Regions from separate parts of the Homo sapiens genome. Here region 1 is linked to region 2. Evidence: read pairs that join two places in POLR2A ChIA-PET (ENCODE). Cell type or tissue: PC-9. All regions are shown on one strand. Links, peaks and the distances in the headings refer to the core of each region. The heading gives the core; the rest is flanking DNA.

The links. ChIA-PET counts read pairs that join two places held together with the same protein. Peaks named below come from ENCODE experiments on the same cell type or tissue, not always from the same donor. Only the 100,000 strongest peaks of a DNase experiment are listed, where the experiment ranks them.
Region 1: POLR2A ChIA-PET joins it to region 2 with 5 read pairs; 3 of 35 experiments call an interaction of 5 or more read pairs at or near these places.

What each region holds. Positions count from the first base shown.
Region 1 is chr5:17,091,250-17,095,637 of GRCh38, forward strand. No RefSeq gene overlaps it. Among named protein-coding and RNA genes, the nearest start is that of MIR10522, 63 kb to the right of the region's middle. In PC-9, for the core only: no CTCF peak of the experiment used is centred there; no DNase peak of the experiment used is centred there.
Region 2 is chr5:16,892,395-16,896,782 of GRCh38, forward strand. All of the region lies in intron 1 of MYO10 (myosin X), which reads right to left. Among named protein-coding and RNA genes, the nearest start is that of MYO10, 42 kb to the right of the region's middle. In PC-9, for the core only: no CTCF peak of the experiment used is centred there; a DNase peak (open chromatin) is centred at 2,207; H3K4me3 peaks cover 1,390 bases; H3K27ac peaks cover 3,153 bases.

The DNA of each region.
Region 1 (4,388 bases), core at 80-4,079, 200 kb after region 2:
ATAGTTTTAATTACTAGACTGAATGATAAAAGCCATCTATAGTGCTGGGCCCCGCTGGGGACCGTTTCAGAGCATCAGTTGCTCAAAAATGACTGTACCTTCCAGTGTTAAGATCTGTATCTTTGGATTCCAGAGTCAATTCAGGATTTCATCCCTGCCAGTTAATGGATATCCATGATGAACTTTTCATCTGGGTGTGCTTTTGCAGATTGCTCTTACGGGTCTAAACATATTGATTAATAGTAGTAACTGACATTTACTGAATAGTTACATGTGCCAAGTATTGTGTTAAGTGCTTCAGGTGCCTTCTTCAAGATCAAGGGGACCCTTAACCCTGGACCGACTGTAAAGCAGGTACTGTTATTAATTATTTCTAGCTGCAAAACGAGGAAGCTTAGGCGTAGAGATATTAATTTACCCAAAGCTTCACAGCTTACGGTCAGGATTTGAATTCAGGTCGGTCCGACCCTGGACCTCATGCTCTGGCTTGGAGGGCACCACCACCTTGTGTTTAGCTGTCTCTTTCTCTCTCTGCTGCTGCTGCTGCTGTGAGGCCACGGGACCTCATAAAAGCTAAATGAGATCACATCTGTGAAAGCCCTTTGAAAACTGCGACACACTGTGCAGATCGTAAGGTTTGAAGGTGAACTCCTTTTTTTTTTTTTTTTTTTTTTGAGACAGAGTTTCGCTCTTGTTGCCCAGGCTGGAGTACAATGGCGCGATGTTCACTCACTGCAACCTCCGCCTCCCGGGTTCAAGAGATTCTCCTGCCTCAGCCTCCCGTGTAGCTGGGATTACAGGCGCCCACCACCATGCCTGGCTAATTTTGTATTTTTAGTAGAGATGGGGTTTCCCCATGTTGGTCAGGCTGGCCTTGAACTCTGGACCTCAGGTGATCCGCCCTCCTCAGTCTCCCAAAGTGCTCAGATTAGAGGCGTGAGCCACCGCGCCTGGCCAAAGGTGAACTCTTTATATAACTCCAAATTGTCCAGGGGAAATAACAAACAGCCACATTGGTGGGTCCAGGAGGGAGAAATGTCAAGGTGTGTGCGTGTGGGGTCTCTCCTTGGTGTGATTAAGGGATAAGAAGTCCTGTTCATCCCAGAAGCTGGAGCTGGGGACTCAATCCCAACTGAATTTACAAGGGAGAGCTTGTCTTCTGGCCTCACACCTACTCCCAGGGTGAATTCGTTAGCACAGCATCTCATATTTTCTAGGGTAAGCATAATATGTGGCCTGAAAACCAACCCCTGGAGACCAGTCCCTTTGACTTCCAACACCTGATTTATTGGATCAAATGTCTAGCATTTCAGGCTGATTTTAAAAATGGAAACCAATCAGGAGGCAGAGGGTGCCCCTGGGATCTGAAACTGGTTTTTGTCCTCTTTTCAAGTAAGAACAAACTTAGGAGATTTATATTTAAATCAGTTGGGTGGAAACCTCATGAAGGACGAGCTAAGGTTTGAAAGTGGAAGGTGAGAAGCAAATGCATTTTCTGGGTTATCGCAGGGAGAGTTCATACTCCACTCAGCTTAGGAGAGCTTGCAGCCAGGCTTTCAGGGGCTGGATTTAAATCAACATGTTTCATGCACTAGTGGTTTTCCAAAGTGGGGTCCCAAATCCATGAGCTAGCCCAGAACATAGCTCTGATTTTTTATGGAGTTGGGCCATCTATGACTTTTATAGACCTGGGAATGTAATAGGGTGCTTAATTGTGAAAGGCTTAAGATCAGAGGTGGGGGGGAAGAGACAGGAATAGAAGAGAGAGAGAGATGAATGAATGAGGGAGAGAAGGAAGGAAGAAGCTTAGGATTTGAGACGGATGAGGAATATGTTGCCCTCAACATCAGGTTGGAAAAGAACCCAAAACCAAAAAGCAGTCAAAAAAATCTAGTATTGAATTACAAACAATATATTTGTTCTTTCACTTAAGATTCTTGTTCTTTTAATTTCCAACTTCAAGGTATGAAAATAGGCTTTCAGGCTGGGCATAGTGGCTCACGCCTGTAATCCCAGCATTTTGGGAGGCTGAGGTGGGTGGATCACGAGGTCAGGAGATCAAGACCATCCTGGCTAACACGGTGAAACCCCGTTTCTACTAAAAATACAAAAAGTTAGCCGGGCATGGTGGCGGGTGCCTGTAGTCCCAGCTACTTGGGAGGCTGAGGCAGGAGAATGGCATGAACCCGGGTGGCGGAGCTTGCAGTGAGCCGAGATTGTGCCACTGTACTCCAGCCTGGGCGATGAGCGAGACTCTGTCTCAAAATAAAAAAATAAAAAAAAAGAAAATAGGCTTGCAACAAATCATGGAAATACAAGGCTGACAGATCCTCTTAGGAAAAATCTCTAGACGTTAATCAGAAGAGGATCAGAAATTTCTCTATAATCATTGATTGTTGGAACATAGAGCAGTTTATGAGTGATTACTTATTTCTCTTAGGAGTCACTGTCACTAAATAGATCATGCCCATAAACATTAAAAAAAATTAAGTCCTGGCTGGGTGCGGTGACTCACGCCTTTAATCCCAGCAATTTGGGAGGCTGAAGTAGGCAGATCAATTGAGTTCAGCAGTTTGAGACAAGCTGGGGCAACATGGCAAGACCCTGTCTATACAAAAAATACAAAAATTAGCCAGGCATGGTGGCACACTCCTGTAGTCCCAGCTACACAGGAGTTTGAGGTGGGAGGATGGCTTAAGCCCAGGAGGTAGAGGTTACAGTGAGCTGAGATCACACTACTGCACTCCAGCCTGGGCAACAGAGCCACATCCTGTCTCAAAAAAAAAAAAAAAATTTAAAGAAAAAAAGGAAAAATTAAGTCCTAGTCTAGCTACGTTTTGACTTTCAGGGAGTCCAGATTGTTACTCAATTTAGAAGTTTAGGCCGAGTGCGGTGGCTCACGCCTGTGATCCCAGCACTTTGGGAGGCTGAGGTGGGTGCATCACCTGAAGTCAGGAGTTTGAGACCAGCCTGGCCAATGTGGTGAAACCCCGTCTCTACTAAAAATACAAACAATTAGCTGGATATGGTGGCACGTGCCTGTAATCCCAGCTACTTGGGAGGCCAAGGCGGGCAGTTCACGAGGTCAGTTCAAGACCAGCCTGACCAACGTGGCGAAAACTGTCTCTACTAAAAATACAAAAATTAGCCAGACATGGTGGCGGGCGCCTGTAATCCCAGCTACTCGGGAGGCTGAGGCAGGAGAATCTCTTGAACCTGGGAGGCGGAGGTTGCAGTGAGCCGAGATCGTGCCACTGCACTCCAGCCTGGACAACAGAGCAAGACGCTATCTCAAAAATAAAATAGAAGTTTAATAAATTCCAAAATTCTAAAGTTTTAGAATGAATTCTAATTCTGATTTAGTGACAATTTTAATACATCCTGAATTATTTCCTTTATTTAAAAATTAGCATGTTTATGGTACTGTATATCATATGCATCCCTTGTTTTCTCATTGTTATTTTACCAAGAAAAGCAAGTGTGCTTTCAGCATTAGGATATATTTGATGAGCATGTCATCCACTTGGTAGTAATGGGACTCTGAACCAGCTTGCATACGTTTATCAGACTTAGTAAGAGATAAAAACATCCTATTCTAGTCCATGGATAAGGCAGAACTAGAGTCTTAGACTTGCTTTCATCAGCTCTACTTCTGCCAGGATTTTGGCTCTTCAGGCTGTATCAAATGACAAGAGTTGGCTTTTAATATAAAAGTTCCAGTCATTGCTATTATTGAAATGCTGCCTATATTCACTTCTACCACCCACGCTTTTGAAAATTGGCAGCAGAGGGAAACTTGAACTACTCTTTAGAATCATGCAATAGAAGGAGGAGAAGTTTACCTTGTAATTGTGGGAGGAAACGGCTGAGGAAGTGTCAAACTGCATAAATCCAACAGAAGGGCGAGGCCGCACTCCACTCCGGTTGACTGCTAGGGATTATGAGGTAGCCGACATAGAGGCATGCGTTTTCATCCACATACATAGCATACATGAATTTGAGTGGAAATAGTGATGGAACAGATTTGTGCTGATTTCTAGTGGTCTGAATTTACAAAATGGAACTAATCTTTGCAGTGTTCAAGCAGAGTCTGAAGAAGGTGATTTTGGGAATGACATGAGGGTTGTAGGGACCAGCCCCCACAGGGTCGGTGGGTCTCTCCCCGTGTGCGGCGACGAGAGAGTGTAGAAATAAAGACACAAGACAAAGAGATAGAAGAAAAGACAGCTGGGCCCGGGGGACCACTACCACCAATGCGCGGAGACCGGTAGTGGCCCCGAATGTCTGGCTGCGCTGTTATTTATTGGATACAAAGCAAAAGGGGCAGGGTAAAGAGTGTGAGTCATCTCCAATGATAGGTAAGGTCACATGGGTCTCGTGTCCACTGG
Region 2 (4,388 bases), core at 273-4,272:
TTGTGGGAGGCTAAGGAAGGCAGGTCACTTGAACTCAGGAGTTCAGGATCAGCCTGGGCAACATGGTGAGACCCCCGTCACTACAAAAAAATTCAAAAATTAGCTGGGCATGGTGGCATGCGCCTATAGTCCAAGCTACTTGGAAGGTTGAGGTGAGAGAGTCTCCTGAACCAAGGAGGCGGAAGTTACAGTGAGCCAAGACTGCGCCACTGCACTCCAGCCTGGGTGACAGAGCGAGAGCCTATCTCAAACACAAACAAACAAACAAAAGATGCCATAGGTCTTCAACCCAACAAAGCAGTACCTGTATTTGGGGTCTTGCTGCTGGCACCTTACTGGGTCACATCCAGATGGCTTTCAGCCCTCATATTGCTTTAATTTAACTCTCCTCTCAAGGCCTTGCTACAGAACCAAAGAATGCACAGGCCTCGTTCAACCAACGCACCACAGTTTCTCCAAACCAACAACATTACCAGCCCAGCTACTTTCCAGACACAAAACATTGAAAAAGAACTTACAGGCCAGGCACGGTGGCTCACACCTGTAATCCCACCACTTTGGGAGGCCGAGGCGGGCAGATCACGAGGTCAGGAGATCAAGACCATCCTGGCTAACACGGTGAAGCCCCATCTCTACTAAAAATACAAAAAAAATTAGCCGGGCGTGGTGGCGGGCGCCTGTAGTCCCAGCTACTCGGGAGGCTGAGGCAGGAGAATGGCTTGAACCTGGGAGGCGGAGTTTGCAGTGAGCCGAGATTGCGCCACTGCACTCCAGCCTGGGTGACACAGTGAGACTCTGTCTCAAAAAAAAAAAAAAAAAAAGAACTTACAATTACAAGCTACCCCCAACAGAAAAGCGATAAGGAGGCTGAAGAGGATGAGAAACATTTAAATGACATAAATGCCTCTTTGGTCCTCTTGACACTAAGATTTTGTCTATAGAAAATTATTTCTCTCCTGCTGGGCACCATGGCTCACGCCTGTAATCCCAGCACTTTTGAGAGGCTGAGCAGGCAGATCACCTGAGATCAGGAGTTTGAGACCAGCCTGGCCAACATGGCAAGACTCCATCTCTACTAAGAATACAAAAATTAGCCAGGTGTGGTGGTGCATGCCTGTAGTCCCAGCTACTCAGCAGGCTGAGGTGGGAGAATCGCTTGAACTCGGGAGGCAGAGGTTGCGGTGAGCTGAGATCGTGCCACCACACTCCAGCCTGGGTGAGGGAGTGAGACTCTGTCTCAAAAAAAAAAAAAAAAAAAGAAAATTATTTCCCTCCTACAGCAAAATTCATTTTCATTTCTCTCCATATTACACCTCCTGTTGGGTTCAACAGAGACTTTGGAACAGACTACACTGCTAAAAACATAAATAAATAAATAAATAAGTGGGGGCAGCACTTCTGATGGCCCTGTGACTAGCCCTAGTTATATCCCTCCGTCACTGTTACGTGCTGAAATTGGAGGGGACTCTTCTCCGAGGACACAGCCTCTCCCCAGCAGTGGGTGGGCACCAGGCAGCGAGGAGTGAGGGTACCCAGAGTGTGTGACAAGCCAGCCAGGCAGTGGAGTGCAGTGGGCTTAGTGGTGGCATTGTCATTAAGTTGTTAAGTAAACTTTTCATTTTAGAATAGTTTTAGATTTTCCAGACAAGTTGCAAAGATAATACAGGGAGTCCCTGTACACCTCTCACTCTGGTTCCTGTTCTTATATCTTACATAATGTGGACATTTATCACACTAAGGAACCGACACTGGCACCTTACCATGAACTCAATGCCACACTTCATTCAGAGTTCTCCAGTTTCCACCTAATGTCCTTTTTCCGTCCCAGGACCCCTTCTGGGACATTGGATGTAATCGTCATGCTCCTTCTTTGATAGCCTTGACGGTTTTGAGAAATGCTGGTCAGGTATTCTGTGAAACATCCCTCCTCTGTGGGCTGTCTGAAGTTTTTTTTCCTGGCTAGACCGAAGGATAGTGGTTTTTGATAATGGCTCTATCCAGGGGGCCAAACCGCCTGGACAGGAACCCTGGCTTTACCACATCTTAGCCATGTGGCCTTGGACAAATGAACCTCCACGGGCCTTCATTTCCTCATCGAATGTAGAGGAAAAGCAAATACAATCTACCTCCCAGGAACTGTGGGGATTAAAGAGGCTAACTCTGAGAAAGAAGGTGAGTGGATAATCAGAAATGCTTCATGGAAAGCAGAGGTGGCCACTGACGCATTTAACAACACAGATACTGTGCCAGAGATCCAGCGCAAAGATTAGTAAGGGACACGCCTCATTCCCAGATGCCTGCAGTCCAATGGGGATGAAGTGCAAACAGATCATTGAAACTTGACACCAGGAGGACTAATGTGGGGATACACAGAGGACTGGAGCCTGCGGTGTTGGAGGGGAAGCCAGACTGCTGAGGGATGAATAGGAGAAGCCCCCACGGAGTAGAGGGAGGAAGCCCCATGTTGAAAGGTCCAATTTTCTGCAAATTAGCCAAGTGCCAGTGTAGACTAAGACACACTGTAAATTGGCTTATGCAGCGCTACTTAATCACCCTCCATAAACTATTAACAGCTCTACACAATGAAACAATGAAGACATTCACCTTTGTCCAGCACAAGAAAAAACAGTCTCAGACTAACCCGCCAAGCTCTACAAACCACTAAGGACTAAAATCACCTCCACCCTTACCAATAAAATGTGGGCAAAATTACTGTTTTACAATGCAGTATACTCTTTTCAAATTATGTTTTAAAAGAACCACACAGTAGACAAGTCATTTTGAAGGATCCATTTTTAATTCTTTCTCAGTTTGAAAGGCCTTCAGTCACTCAAAATTTGGAAATTCCCAAGATCTCCCTCAGGGGAATCAAGGGGTGGGACAAAGCAGTGGCAGGGGGGCTGCAGTGAAGACCCTGCTGCAGTGAATGGAGAATGGGCCGAGCCCAGGAGGCTGACGTCTGAGGTCTGTCCATCAAATACAGCCATGTCCTGGTGAGGCAGCTCACCGGAGGCTCTGAGGCCCGAAGCCAAGGAAGGAAAGTTCCTCCTAGTTCCTACTGGCTCCTCATCAGCTTCTCCACTACCCCTGGATGACACGCCCCATCTAGACCAGAACAAAGGCCCTCTGCTTCCCCTATCTCGTTCCCAGGAAGCCTCTCACCTCCTGAGGACCAATGGTAAGAACACCCAACAGGCTCAACCCAACAAGAGCTCCTTCCCCAGCAGGACACTGAGACACCCAAAGGAATTTCCTAGGGGTGGATTCCAGCATCCCCATCCATCCATCTCCCTCCCACCCCATCCATCCTTCCCAAATACTCTGGCCATGATGTAAGCCGCCCCCTCCCCAACACCACAACACACACACACACACACACACACACACACACACACACACACACACACACTCTGCCACCTGGTAAAAAGCCAAACTCCTGGCTAGAAGCAAGGACATGCGTGCAATAAACTTGCAAAACCCCCAGTGGTAAAGCCTTAATGCAAGGGGGGCCCTGCCGCACAGCAGGGCGGGGGCAGGGAGGAGCAGGGCAGGAGCTCCCCTGGGAAGCCAGCATGCTGCTCCTCAACCGGACTGCAGACGACAGCCCCAGCTCCTGCCCTCTCCGCCTCAACACTCCTGGCCTCGCTTCTGCTCTCTGAAAAATGGAGTCCTTCTCTCCTTCTTAAGCCTCATGGAAGGAAGGAAACTACAAGCAGAGTAATCTCAGGACTCAGAAGGCACAATCAGCAGTAGCCAGGCAAGCTCCCAATAAGCTCTCAGGTGTTTAGGTGATATGGCTCAAGCCTGTAATCCCAGCAGTTTGGGAGGCAGGGGTGGGAGGATTGCTTAAACCCAGGAATTCAAGACCAGCCTGGACAATACTGTGAGACCTTATCTCTATATTTAAAGAAATGGTCTTGGCCAGGCACGGTGGCTCATGCCTGTAATCCCAGCACTTTGGGAGGCCTAGGTGGGTGGATCAACGGAGGTCAGGAGTTGGAGACCAGCCTGGCCAACACGGTGAAACCCTGTCTCTACTAAAAATACAAAAATTAGCTGGGCATGGTAGCACATGCCTGTAATCACACCTACACAGGAGGCTGAGGCAGAACTGCTTGAACCCAGGAGGCAGAGGCTGCAGTGAGCCGAGATCGTGCCACTGCGCTCCAGCCTGGGCAACAAAGCAAGGCTCCATCTCAAAAAAAAGAAAAGAAAAAGGAAAGAAATGGTCTAGAAAGGAGGCTCTCACCCCTGTCTTTACAGCAGAATCAGACAGTACCCAGGCACCAATCCAGCTGTGCAGAAGTGGAATGACAGGAGCTGGATCTTAGCAGCCCCCCCAGGATTCTGGGGTGCAGTGGGGTGGCAGGGCACTCCTGCACTGAGCC